2 separate regions of the Mus musculus genome follow, and region 2 is linked to region 1. Evidence: chromatin contacts called from ENCODE Hi-C or POLR2A ChIA-PET data. All regions are on one chromosome and are shown on one strand. Each heading gives the region's core, a stretch centred on a gene start or an enhancer-like site at or near the end of the contact. The rest is flanking DNA. Distances are from core to core; before and after follow the strand shown.

Region 1 (6,305 bases), core at 2,541-5,040:
CTGGCTTTGAACTTCTGAACCTCCTATCTCAGCATCCTGAGTGCTGGGATGGTTGTCTGAGGTCCCGGGCTTGAACTCAGTGCTTTGGGCTAGACACATGCTCTACCCACAGAGCCATACACCCTATGATGTGCCACCTCCCTATGATGTCCTACCAGGAGTTAAGCTGACAGACTCGGAGAGCCAGAGCTGGAGTAGCACAAAGTGGGGAGCTGCAACTTGTGGGGGACAGAGCTGTGCCTGGAGAAGATGACAGGGTCAGGAGACGGTGGCAGTTACACAACCCAGTTACTTAACACTGCGGAATTGGATGCTTAAAAATGGTTAAGATGGCATGTTTTACCACAATTTTAAAAAAAAAGCTTAAAAATTACTTTACTGGGAAATAAAAGTTGATTAGACAAATATGGAGGACATTAAAACCATGGAGCCCAAGTGGGGGGGTGTTACTCAAGCCTAATGACAACTCAAAACATTTGTGGAGGTTTAAGAGAGATATTCCTTCCCTGCAGCCTCCACGTTTGAATGCTCAGTCCCCAGTTGCTGATGCTGTTGGGACAGTTCAGTCGGTGTGGCCTGGCTAAAGGAAGTGTGTCACTGGGGGTGTGCTTTGAGGATAAAAGACCCCACCATTCTCCATTCACTCTCTGCTTCCTGTTCGAGGTTGTGAGCTCTCAGCTGCTCCGGCCACCATACCTGCCGGCTGCCACCCTTCCCTGTCATGACTGTGATGGACACCAATCCCTCAGGAACTGTAAGCCAAAAGAAACCGTTCCTTCTGTGAGTTGCCTTGGTTGTGGCGTTTTGCCAGAGCAACAGAGACTAACACAATGCTTTCACAATGAAAATTTAAAATAGGGCTGGAGCCAGGCATGGTGGCACACGCCTTTATTACCAACACTTAGGAGGCAAAGGCAGGTGGGTCTCTGTGAGAGTTTGGGCCCAGTCTGGTCTACACAGTGAGTTCCAGAATAATCAGGTCTGCACAAAAAAACCCTGTATTAAGAACAAAAACAAACAACAACAACAACAAATATATATAACATATATATCTGGAGGTGGGGCGAGCTGGTGAGATGACTCAGTGGGCAGATGTTTGTTGTACAAGCCTGGTGTTGAGTTCGATCCCTGGAACCCACTTAAAGGTGAAAGGGGAAAACCAGTTCTACGAAGTTGTCCCCTCACCTCCACATGTGCACGGTCGCCTGAGTGCCCACTCGTCAAACACACGTACATTAGTAGTCAAAGTTAGAATAAGACAAGAGTTGGCTTCTTCTTTTGTTTTTGTTTTTTCGAGACAGGGTTTCTCTGTATAGCCCTGGCTGTCCTGGAACTCACTTTGTAGACCAGGCTGGCCTCAAACTCAGAAATCTGCCTGCCTCTGCCTCCCGATTAAAGTCGTGCACCACCACACCCGGCTACAAGAGTTGGCTTTAATAATGCACCCTTGCTTTGAAATGTCCTTTCACATTCCAGTGTATGATACATAAGTGGGCTGACATCAGGAATCTACCTTTAATGCCTTCTGCCTCAGTTTTGGAGACCAGGTGCTTCCCACTTGGCCAGACTGTCTATCCAGTGAGTTCCACCCTCTGAGCACTGTGGTTACGGACCCTTGCCTCTGCAGCTGGGGTCCAAATTCAACTCCTTATGCTTGTAGCAGTCGTCCTCTGCCCCAGCCCACCTTCTTTTAGAGACTGAGTCTCATGTAGTCCAGGCTGTCTGAAAACTTGCTGTGTTGCCAAGCACGACCCTGAACTTCTGATCTGCATCTCCCTACCTTCTGACGGACGGCTGAGGGTGTTCAGTGTGAGGCAAACACTACCACAGGGTGGTGGAGATGGAGCCCGGAGCTTTGTGTACGCTGGGGCAAATGCTCTGCCAACCTCTCCACGTCCACAACCCTGCATCTGTAGCCTTGGCTTTGTACATGTCTGTGGTCCCAGCACTTGGAAAAGGAAGGAAGAAAGATCAAAAATTCAAATTCACCCTCAGACGCATTGAGTGTTTGAAAACAGAATTAATGACTGCTTAGCACAAATGGTGCCATATTCTATCTACCTCGACAGCACAGGTGAATTCACGTCGCCTGGCCCGGCTCCAGCCCACAGGAAGGCATTTGATTGGTCACTTTGCTACATGCCCCGCCCCTAGCCCCCAGAAAGGCATTTGATTGGTCATTTGCCACTGATTCCTGTCTCTTGGCTCTCTGCTGAGAAGAGCAAACCTATGGATACCCAGACCTGGAAGGAGCAGAAGAGGAGACCTCTGTCAGAAGTGAAGGGTGGGCTCCAGGCAGGCCTGAACTCCTGGCTGCCTTTGTTTCTTTCCCCTTGGGTACACAACTCTTCCTCGACTCTTGTCTTCCTGAGGCTACCAACAGTCTTCAGGTTCTAGGTGCTCAGCTTCAGAAACCTTGGGGAAGACAGGCTTCTCTTTCTCAGAGCCATTTGTGGTTTCTGAAGCTGGAGACAATCCCAGTTATCACACAGGTGTGTGTGTGTGTGTGTGCACGCGCGCACACGCGCGCGAGGGGCTGCGGGGTCGGGAGGTGGGGAGCGGCGGGATGATAAGCAATATAGAGGTGAGTAGGCACGGGTTCAAGTCTTCCTGTTTACCAACTTGGTGGCTCAGCCAAGGCAGATGTCAACTATAAGTATACACGCAATAACTCATCACAAAGGACTTTGGAGACAGTTAGAGATGGTGTGTGGAGTGTCTGCAGCTGGGGCAGCGGAAGAGAGAGGAGGAAAACCATACAGACCCACAAATCCAGAGGAAGTAACCACAGGTCTACCCGGCCCCCCACTTCTGCAAGTGCTGCCAATGACTGAACCCACGAGAGGACAGCTCACGAAGCCCTGGGGGAGCTTCTTTCAGCACAGGGCGAGGAGGGCTGTGGAAGCACCAGAAGTGTCTGCTAGATGCCAGCGCCTGGCTGGACCCTGGAAGCACAAGGCCTCTCTTCTGCAGGTGGCCTAACAAGTTGTCAGAATGGTATGAAATCTCTTCCTGGGAGACAAGCTCCCCTCTGGCTGACACCAGGCCTCAGCCCTTTCTGTCTCCTGTGGAGATTCCAGTTTCTCAGGGGTTCATTCTCTTAGAGTCTAGTAGCCAAAGGGAGGTGCCTAAGAGTCTTCTCAGAGTATCTTTCCTCCTGCCAGGACCATGACAGTCCTAGCTCCCTGATGGACAACAGCTAAGTCCCTGTGCTCCTAAGGTGACACCTGCCATCTCCTCCCGGTCCCCTAACTTCATATCTAGCCACCTGGTTCCACAGCCTTCTCCCTACAGCTATCTCAGAGCTGCCACAGCCTGTCTGTCTGGAGCACGGCCCCACTGGACCTCCTTCGGCACCAGCTGTTTCCAACCCTGCAGCCTGAGACTCTCAGCAAGTTCTTCCTGGACCCAGTAACTGCAGCAGCTGGAGAATCTAGGGCTGACTCCTGAGCCCTCAGACGCTCCACCTGGAACTGTCCCCCAGTGGCTGAGTCGGTATTTCACCACAAGACATCAGTAGTGACATTCCATGGTCCTGGTAGACCCCTCACCCTGTGGGTCTTCTGACTGGATCAAGGGGGCTAAGATCCACTCAGTCATTCAGCCAGTCCTTAAGGAAGCCAGGGGCTGCCCAGAGTCCCTACAGAGTAGAACATTCTTCCAGTGCTGACTCTGCGGCCAGGATCTATGTAAAGCTGCTGCAAGAATGAAATCAGCAAACCGGTCAGCGCTGACCTAGCTGAGAACCCGCCAGCAGGGAGCAGAGGCCATCCGACAGGGAGCCACCACGGCTACTTCTCAGTCCAGGCTATCAGTGCCACCTCCTGGCAAGCCAGCCAGGCGCCACCCCAGCACGGTCCTGCCCTCCTCATCCACCCCAACTGTGTCCAACTGCAGGGCTGTTTACACTCTGACCCCCGCTAGGAGGGCAGGAATGCTTGCTAGATTTCCAGTTTCTCCCTTCTTCCCAGAAAAGGGCTGGGACTGGGGTGGGGGTGGGGGTGGGGGCTGGAGGTAGGTTGGACAGCTGGAGCCCAGTGACAGCCCAGCAGGTCCCAAGCTAGGTATGAGCTGAGGGTAAGAACCTGCCCCCAGCCTGTCTCTGGACTTGACCCTAACATTCTAGGAAAGTGCTCCCAACGCGCTGCACAGCCCTTCATTTCTCCTGTGGGAGAAACCCCTGCTCACTTGTGGCATAGATAGTACTGCCTTCAAAACCAGAAGCAGGGCGTGGAGGTATAGACTAAGCAGGGCTCAGCGTGCTTGGCCCCTTCCTGGAGGAGGGGGCAGGACAGACAAGAGGGTCAGGTCCCTGCCAAGCTGAGCAGCTGACCCCAGAGGGAGCAGAATGTGGCTGAAATGTCCGATTGTTGCCCGAGTCGGGCCCACACAGGCGGCCAGCCTTCCCTTTATCATCCACGGCAAGCATTTACAGTCAATAAGCAGCCTAATTAATTCCCTTCAAAGACCTCTCAATTACTCACCGGCTACAGAGAACAATTAGAGCTTGCAGCAGAGAGCAGCAAGCAGCTCACAGTGGAAGTGAGGCCCGCCAGAGCCGCAGATGGACCCCCCTGGGCCTGCAGCCTCAGTGTCCCCATGGGGCCCCTTCCCTAACAGAGGCCTGGCCACGGGTCCCTGGGGCCAGCAAGGTGGTGTCATTCAAGAAGCACCATCTTCCTCCTCAGATGGGTAAACAGTTGATCTCCTCACTTCTCAAGGCAGGACACTGAAGCGGGGGCTGCTGGGACCTCTGGGGTACCACAGCCCACAAGAACGCCAAATCCAGGCTGTAGGGACCTTTCAGCCTCCAGAAAAACAATTTGTGCCTGCGGGACAAGGGAGAAAGTCAGACAGGGCTGCCGCTCAGGCTAAGCTAGACAGAATCCACTGTCCCCGCATACAACTGGGTCCCTCCAGAGGTTGGAGCATGGATGCCAGTGGGTCTCCCCTGCCCCCCGCAAGGCAAGGCCTCCCAGAGGCCCAGGGGGCTTGGCTAAGTTTGGCTTCTTTGCTCCAAGTTCCAGACTAGCTCAAGTCGCTGGCCAGGATCATTTCCCTGCCCACCTTCACTCCTACCCACGGTCCCCATTACTGGCTCCCGATTTCCTTTCTCCGCCCCCCCCTCCCAAACAACAGTCCCCCGGCATATGCAGGGTTAACTCCCAGCTGCTCCCGGCTGCCACGAGGGGGGGTGGGGGCCCGCAGGCGTGCCTGTCGGGAAGTATGGATCTCGGCAGTGGTTTTACTGGAAAAGCTGTAGCTGAAGGTGGGAGGGGGTCACCATGGCAACTTCTGGCTGTGGGAACAGGTTGGCTGGTGGGAACCAATTCTTCCAGGGGCCCAAGGGGGCCCGGGCGGTCCTGGCCACCCCAGGGGATCCTACCCGTCCCCCCTTCCCTGTAGCTCAGGGAGGCAAGGAGGCCCTCCCTAACCTGGCACCACCGGTCTTCCCGCCTCCCTCCAGCAATATCTCCCCGGGGCCTGCCCGAGACTCGGCCTCCCGCCCCCATCTGAGAGCCCTACACCCCAGCTGCTAATCGATGCACCAATTACCAGGCCCGAAGGCCCCCCGCCGGGAGCCGCAGGGAATCTCCCTCTCCGCTCACAGGCTGCAGGAATGGGGAGTGGATGCTTAATTTCAGGGAAGAATTCTGCCTTGACCCCCACACACCGGTCTCAGAGGCCAGGGGGACCATGGCAGAAGCTCGCCCCACTCGGATCCTAGTGATGGAAACTCGGGCTAGATCACCGATTGCCAGTGCTTTCCACCCGACACATCACAAACGAAAGCCCCATGATGAGTGTGAGCAGGGACAGGTGTCCCCAGGGGCAGCTCCCAGTCCCGCCCTGCCCTGCTCGAGCTCACTCCTGTGGGTTTATGGGTAACTAGTGGGGTGCATGCTGTCCCGCTTCCTTTCCCCGAGTGGACCTCCCACCCAGACCCACTCGATGCCCTGGCTTGCAGCTGATCCCGCTGCAGACTCCTGAGGCCTGCTGGCTGTGGATGCACAGACCCGGAGATCTGGCTAAGGGTGCGTTGGTGGAACACTTGGAAGCTGATCCTGTGTGGGAAGGCTGACCTCTGAAACCTCAGCAATCTTGCAAGTTCAGAGGCAAGGGCAAGTTCCGGGCAAAGTCACTTTGGGAATGAATCTCCTATGGGGCTGCGAAAACTGAGACCTGGTAGGGAGGGGTGGACCACACCCACTACACTCCTTTAGTCCGGATCGCTGAGGCAGCTGCGCGTAAATGGGATGATGTGGTGGTACCAAACCCAGTGTGTCTTGTGTCTGGGCCTCATC
Region 2 (6,305 bases), core at 2,057-4,556, 49 kb before region 1:
GAAAACCAGCCAATGCTCTTAACCACTGAGCTATTTCTCTAAACCCCATGCAGGGATATCTTAAGCTTTTGTTTGTTCATTTTGATGCAAACTTCTACCATATAGCACAGGCTTGCCTCTGACTTATGGCAGTCCTTCTGCCTCAGCCTCTTAAATACTGATATCACAGGTAGGCACCACCATGCCCTTGTATTTCTTACTTCTATTATTATTATTATTTTGTGTATGTGTGTATGTTTAATGTTTATGTGTATGGGGAAGGTTGCATGTAAATGAAGTGCCTGGGAAGCCTTCAGTTCCTCCCGGAGGCAGGGTTTAGGCAGGTGTGGAGCTGGGATCTGAGCTTGGTCTTATGCGAGAACGGTGCAGATCTTCACGATGGAGCTATCTCTGTCTCTCTGGGCCTTCCATCTTGTTTTCTGGGACAGGGTCTCTTACTCAACTTAGAGCTTACTGATCAGGGTAGAGTGGCCTGCCAGCAAGTGCCAGGGATCCTCTTCTCCCTCCCTCCTGAGTACTGGGATTACAACCACATGGTACTGTGGGTGCTGGGTTTCAAACTCAGGTCCGTGTGCTTCTTCAGCAAGCATTTTACCCACAAGCCATCATCCCAGTCCCTTGGTATTTGTTGTCTGTGTGTGCATGCATATGTGTGTATGTGTGAGTGTGTGTGTGTGTGTGTGTGTGTGTGTGTGTGTGTGTGTGAAGGTGTCCTGTAGCCTGAGCTGGCCTTGAACTAGACATGTAGCCAAGTATGACCCCATCTTGTCTTCTATCTCTCACATGCTGGGATCACAAGTGTGGGCCCACCCTGCCCAGTTGCATTTTTTTTTTTAACTTTAAGAGAATTCTCAGCCCCAAGAAGAGAAGTTGCAGGGTTGGGACACAGAGAAAAGGGCACTCTGCTCCCTGGAGAACCAGAGTGTCCCTTGTACACTAATAGTTCTGAAGGCGTTGGTGTCAAAGTGATGAGTCAGGAGACAAGTTCCCACACCAAAGCTGGAAAGGTCCCGAGCTCAACCAGACTGGAGGGCCAGGCCCCAGGGAGCAGCCAAGAGGATGTCTGTAGCTGTTGAGTGCTAACACATCTCAACAAAGGCACCCGGTAGGGGGCTGTCAGCGAGGTCAGGGACCTTCCCTGTGCTTGCTGGCTAAGCAGACAGCTTAGAATACTTTAGGAGTGTTCTGCACCACACACAGACTCACAAGTAGCCAGGGGATACCACAGGCTGTGAGCAAAGGCCAAATCCCACCAGACCTCAAGATGAGAGGGAGAGGAGGGACTACAGACAGAGCACCCCAGGGCCCTTCATACTCCAGAGTGAAGTATCTCATCTCCCACTGGGTGCAAAGCCCCCTTTCTTAAGGTCCCTCTGTGGCCTGAGGCCTCTGCCCATAGACATCCCAGCTTCCAAAGGGAGGCTGCCGAGCCACCCTGTGACTCACTGTACCCACTTCCTGCCACATGGAACCTGCAGCTGAGTCACCAGCCCCCCAAAGGGAAAGACTAACCATAGAGCTGGAGCTCTGGAGACTGGGGGTAGCGTGAGGTGATGCTGGCCCAGTGTGCCTTGCTCCCTGTCCCAGGGCCGCCATATTCTTTGTAGGACCTGGAGCCCCCAGAGGGTACCCGCTGACCCCCATCAGGACTGATCGTGGCTGTTCTCTCCCACAGAATGAAGAAGGGGGGCCTGGTTGCACACGCCTGCCATCCTAGCACGTGGGAGATGGTGGCAGGAGGATCGGAGTTGAAGGTCATCTTCAGGTACATAGTGAGTTTCAAACTCAGAACACAGCCTCAAATCAAACATCTGACCCTCCTGTCTGTATGTCTCCTGGCTTATGAAGTACTGAGGACTTTGTGTGAGTTGCACAAACACTCTTCTAACTCAGCGACAACCCCAGCTGGTTTTCCTTTTGAGATGGGGGGTCCTATGTATCCTAGGCGGGTGTAGGAGGTAAGAGAACTGCCAAGGGTTGGTGTCTGTGTTCCTGAGTCTCTTACCACGCAAGTCCTCACGCACGGTGTGGACTGCACAGTGGGCCCATGGGGCTCTACCAATTTTTCTGGCACATTTTGGAGCCAGAAGCCAGGAGTTGTTGGGGCTGAGTCCGATCCCAGCTCTGCCAGCCCCAGGGCCACACTGGAGGATGTCACCCTAAAGTGTAGCAGGGCTCTTCTGGTTGGACACAGGGGAACTGAGATTTCTTTGACCCATACAGGGACTAGGGATTCAGAAAGGATGCTAACCTGGGCTTGGGGACAGGAATTATGAGGCTCTGGGGAGTGACACTTGGGTCAGTCTATCAGGCTCTCAGGGAAGCTGAGCTTGGCTGGCATCTTCTTTCCCGTGGCTTGGAACATAAGGATGCGTCATGGAGACCCTGAGTCCTTGCCTCACAGAATGTACCCCTGTCTCTAGCTCCAGACAAATCCACTAACTTTTGGGTTGTCCCACAGTCTTCCCTAAGTAACTTTGAGAAGCTCTAAGCTGGGAAGGAGGTTTTCTTTCTTCCTAGCCTGCAAACGGAAGACCTGAGACTGGGAAGGGATCCTGGTGGTCTAGCAAGCAGTGGGCTTGCCTCTCAGAGTGAACCATGACTCTCCAGCTAAGTTCCAGTGTCACACTGGGCAAACAACCACGCTGAATCTGAGCACTCTCCCGTGTGGGCTGATCATGCTAACATCTAGTCCAAAGACTCACCGGAGCCTGATTTACAGGCAAATGCCCAAGATCACACATCTGTGCGGCTCCTCTTTTGCTAGCCCAACAAGTAGGTGAGGGTAAGCATTATTTGAGGGGAAATGGAGGCTCTGAGAAGTTAAGCAACCTGTATAAGGCAACCCAGCTAGAAAGCAGACACACAATCTGCTGGATGGCAGGGAGCCTGCTAGAGGATCAGCCAGCTCTGGCCTCCTGCCCAGGGCTCCTTCATCCAAGACTGCAGCCACCCAGAACGGGGTGGGAAAGGGGGGGGGGGCAGCAATCTCCCAAAGACAGTGGAGCGCTGAGGAAACCCACCCTCCAGATAAACAAAGTATTTCCTTCCAGAGCTGGAGCCCTGGGGGAGGGGGAGCCACAAGTGCACAAGTGTTTATAGAGACAGATGTTTGGGATGGAAAAAGAGAGACAGCCTCCTCTGTCCCCATGGAGACGGAGGAAGTTTGCAGCTCAAGCAGCAGCAACTGGGAGTGAAAAGGAGAAGGGGAAAAGGGATGGGGCTGACCCACTCCAAACCCTTTGACATTTGCTGATGCTGGTGCCTAACAAAGGGGTGTCGTCAAGGCAACGGACCTGCCAGCACAGAGCTGCCAACCCGAGCGGGAACTGGGGCCAGAGCCAGGGAGATGGCCAGGAGATAAATGATACTTTGTATGTGGGTAAATAATAATCTCCCAGATAGGCAGAGTTACTTGAGACCCATTTCCTTCATCTCACCTCTCTCTTTATTTGGGGCATGTGTGGGGTTCTTTTCCTTTTCCTCTTTTCCTTTCCTTTCCTTTCCTTTCTTTTCTTTTCTTTCTTTCTTTCTCTGCTTGAGCCAGGGCCTCATGCCTCACTACGTAGCTTTGGCTGTCCTGGAACTCACTATGTAGACCAAACTGTTGTCAAACTGACAGAGATTTGGCTGCCTCTACCTCTGTCTCCCAAGTACAGGGATTAATTCTATCTATTAACTAACTAATTAATTATTTTTGTTTCCTCAAGATAAAATTTCTCAAACAAAATCTTTTTAAAAAAAAATTATGGGTACTGGTGAGATGGCTCAGTGGGGGTTAAGAGCACTGACTGACCAGAGGTCATGAGTTCAAATCCCAGCAACCCCATGGTGGCTCACAACCATCCGTAATGAGAAACAAATAAGAAAAACCTATGGGTCAGTGTGAGCAGGGCCGGAGTGAGCCAGAGCAAGGGGGAAGGGAAGGGGGTGGGGCAAGATTTATAAGAAAGGACTGGAGAGATGGTTCAGCAGTTAATAGCACTGACTGCTCTTCCAGAGGTCCTGAGTTCAAATCCTAGCAACCACATGGTGGCTCTCAACCATCTGTGATGATTCTGTCGTGTCTGAAGACAGCTACAGTGTACTCATATACATTACATAAACAAAATCTTAAAAAAAAAAAGATTTATAAGATATGGTTTCTCTGTGTAGCCCTGGCTGTCCTAGAACTTATTCTGTAGACCAGGTTGGCCTCGAACTGAGAGATTAGCCTCCTGAGAGCTAGCATTAAAGGCCTGCAGTACAATTGCCTGGCCCAAGTGTTAAGATTAAAGGGTGTGTGCTATCATGCCCAGCCTCCCTTCCCCACTTCTTCTCTCCCTCCGTTCCTTCCTCTTTCCTTCATTCTTTCTTCTCCTCCCATCTTCCCATGCACGTCCCTGTCTGTCTGTCCATCCTCATTCTTTCTCTTTTATTCAATCTTTTCTCTCTTCCCTCTCCTCCTCCCCTCCCTTCCTTTTCTTCAAGGGTTTGATGTTGTCCCTGGACCTGGTCTGGAAATCCTAAGACACCCCCCTCCCCCGCCCTCCACCCCTGCCCCTGCCCCTGCCCCAGGTCTTTCTGGTGACGGTCAATGAGTGGCCCTGGGCACAGCTGACAGTGAAAGCTGCTCCTGCCCATTGAGAGACCCAGCTCTTTCATCTGGAGACCAGGGCAGTAGGGCTGTAACAGCAGGCAGAGCCAGGTACAGAGGAGGCACTTCTCCCAGGCCCTCTGCCTGCCTTGCTTCACCAGGCTCCTGTCCTGCCTGCTCACCTATCAGAGCCTCATGAGCCCATCACTGGACCGCACTTTCTCACCTGAGAAGGAAAGGCACTTATGACTGCTGTTGGTGACCTGTCATCCCTGGCCTCTAAAACTGCGATACCCACAGGGGGGCTTCTACCCTTGTAGCTACCCCTAAGACCAAGCCCCCACCAGCCCCTGCTTCTTCACCACCCCCCAACAGCAGAATCCAAATTCCTTTTCTCCTCCAGCTCGGTAAGAACCCGGTCTCTTAGCTCCTGCCCTCCCCCAGGGACGGGAAGGGGGGCAGAGGAGAACTTCAGTGAAATCTGACTGAGGTCTTGTGAATTCCTGAAGCTAGGATGTTTTATGGGAAAGAACTTAGAAGGGAGTACTAAGAGGCCCGGGACCTTGCTAGGCCATGGCCAACGACCTGCAAATTGAGAGGAGTGGGTACCATCCACCTGTAGCTACAGAAGCCCTCGGAGAGACCCCAGGACAGAAAGACAGGTCACTGTTGTACCATATGGTTATCCAGCAAGGCCTTCCTGGGAGGGAGGGAGTGAGCCCCAGTTCCAGGCTGGATGAAGGAAGGTCTCAAACTCAACGCCCACACATAGAGAGAGTAAAGCTGGCAGAGTCTGGACTGCTTGCTATGGCCTGTCACACGCAGTCTACCTTAGGAGGACGTGTTGCTGGAGGCTATCGGGTCTGGCTCAGGCTGTGTTTGAGGGCTAGCTCATCATACAGAAAGGCTGGAGGAAGGACGTGCAGGTTCAGCGTGGGACTCACTGGGTCTCACCCTGCACCTCAGGGTGCTGAGAAGATGGGACCCCAACCCAGAAACCTAAACCTGGCTGTGGAAATGAAGCCCAGAGAATGTCAGCATGTAGAAGACCCAGGCAGCTCTGTAGCGAACAGAGACTTGATCATTGCAAGCTAGGGAACAAGGTGGAATTCTGGACATTTAGTTTCTATTTATTTATTTATTTATTTATTTATTTATTTATTTATTTATATGTAAGTACACTGTAGCTGTCTTCAGACACTCCAGAAGAGTGAGTCAGATCTTATTACAGATGGTTGTGAGCCACCATGTGGTTGCTGGGATTTGAACTCTGGACCTTCGGAAGAGCAGTCGGGTGCTCTTACCCACTGAGCCATCTCACCAGCCCCCTAGTTTCTTTTTAAAAGAACACAGAAATGTTTTAAGAATATGCCTTCATTCTAATCCTGGGTGTCGGGGTGTGGGGCTGCTTTGGGCTGTCTGTAGCAGCTGAGTTGCCTCGTGCTCTAGCAGAGGTGTGATTTTGCCAGCTGTTGATAGTTTCTGTGATTGTGTGACTTTCAGAATTCTGGAAACTTTACAGAGGGGGTGTAAATGTAGACAGGGTGGGTGGCTGCTGGTCATTCAGGGAGTTCTGGTTGCAATTTGTAAGTAGTTGAGCTCCAAGAAGAAACAAAAGGAAGGAAAGAGATCTCCCCGCTCCTCCATCCTTTTTTGCCTATCTAGTGGCAGAGGGTGAAACGGGGTTGCAGGGAAAATTAAGGGTGAGGAAGAAGAAAGACCCACAAAG

Evidence for each region. Hi-C counts contacts between places; a loop is a spot of excess contacts on that map. ChIA-PET counts read pairs that join two places held with the same protein, here RNA polymerase II (POLR2A).
Region 2: a loop to region 1 is called in a map of T-helper 1 cell, with 2.0 times the contacts of the local background. The contact joins two enhancer-like sites. A Hi-C loop is called at or near these places in 1 of 37 maps with a recorded cell type or tissue (T-helper 1 cell). POLR2A ChIA-PET finds 5 or more read pairs at or near these places in 4 of 5 experiments (Patski and embryonic stem cell).

Annotation. Positions count from the first base shown.
Region 1 is chr11:117,888,234-117,894,538 of GRCm38, reverse strand. All of the region lies in intron 2 of Gm11725 (a long non-coding RNA gene), which reads right to left. Among named protein-coding and RNA genes, the nearest start is that of Tha1, 18 kb to the right of the region's middle. Within about 2 kb of position 3,790, at least 2 of the 3 ENCODE cell types and tissues checked have a DNase peak (open chromatin) inside an H3K27ac peak, as active enhancers do.
Region 2 is chr11:117,936,797-117,943,101 of GRCm38, reverse strand. No RefSeq gene overlaps it. Among named protein-coding and RNA genes, the nearest start is that of Socs3, 29 kb to the left of the region's middle. Within about 2 kb of position 3,306, at least 3 of the 3 ENCODE cell types and tissues checked have a DNase peak (open chromatin) inside an H3K27ac peak, as active enhancers do.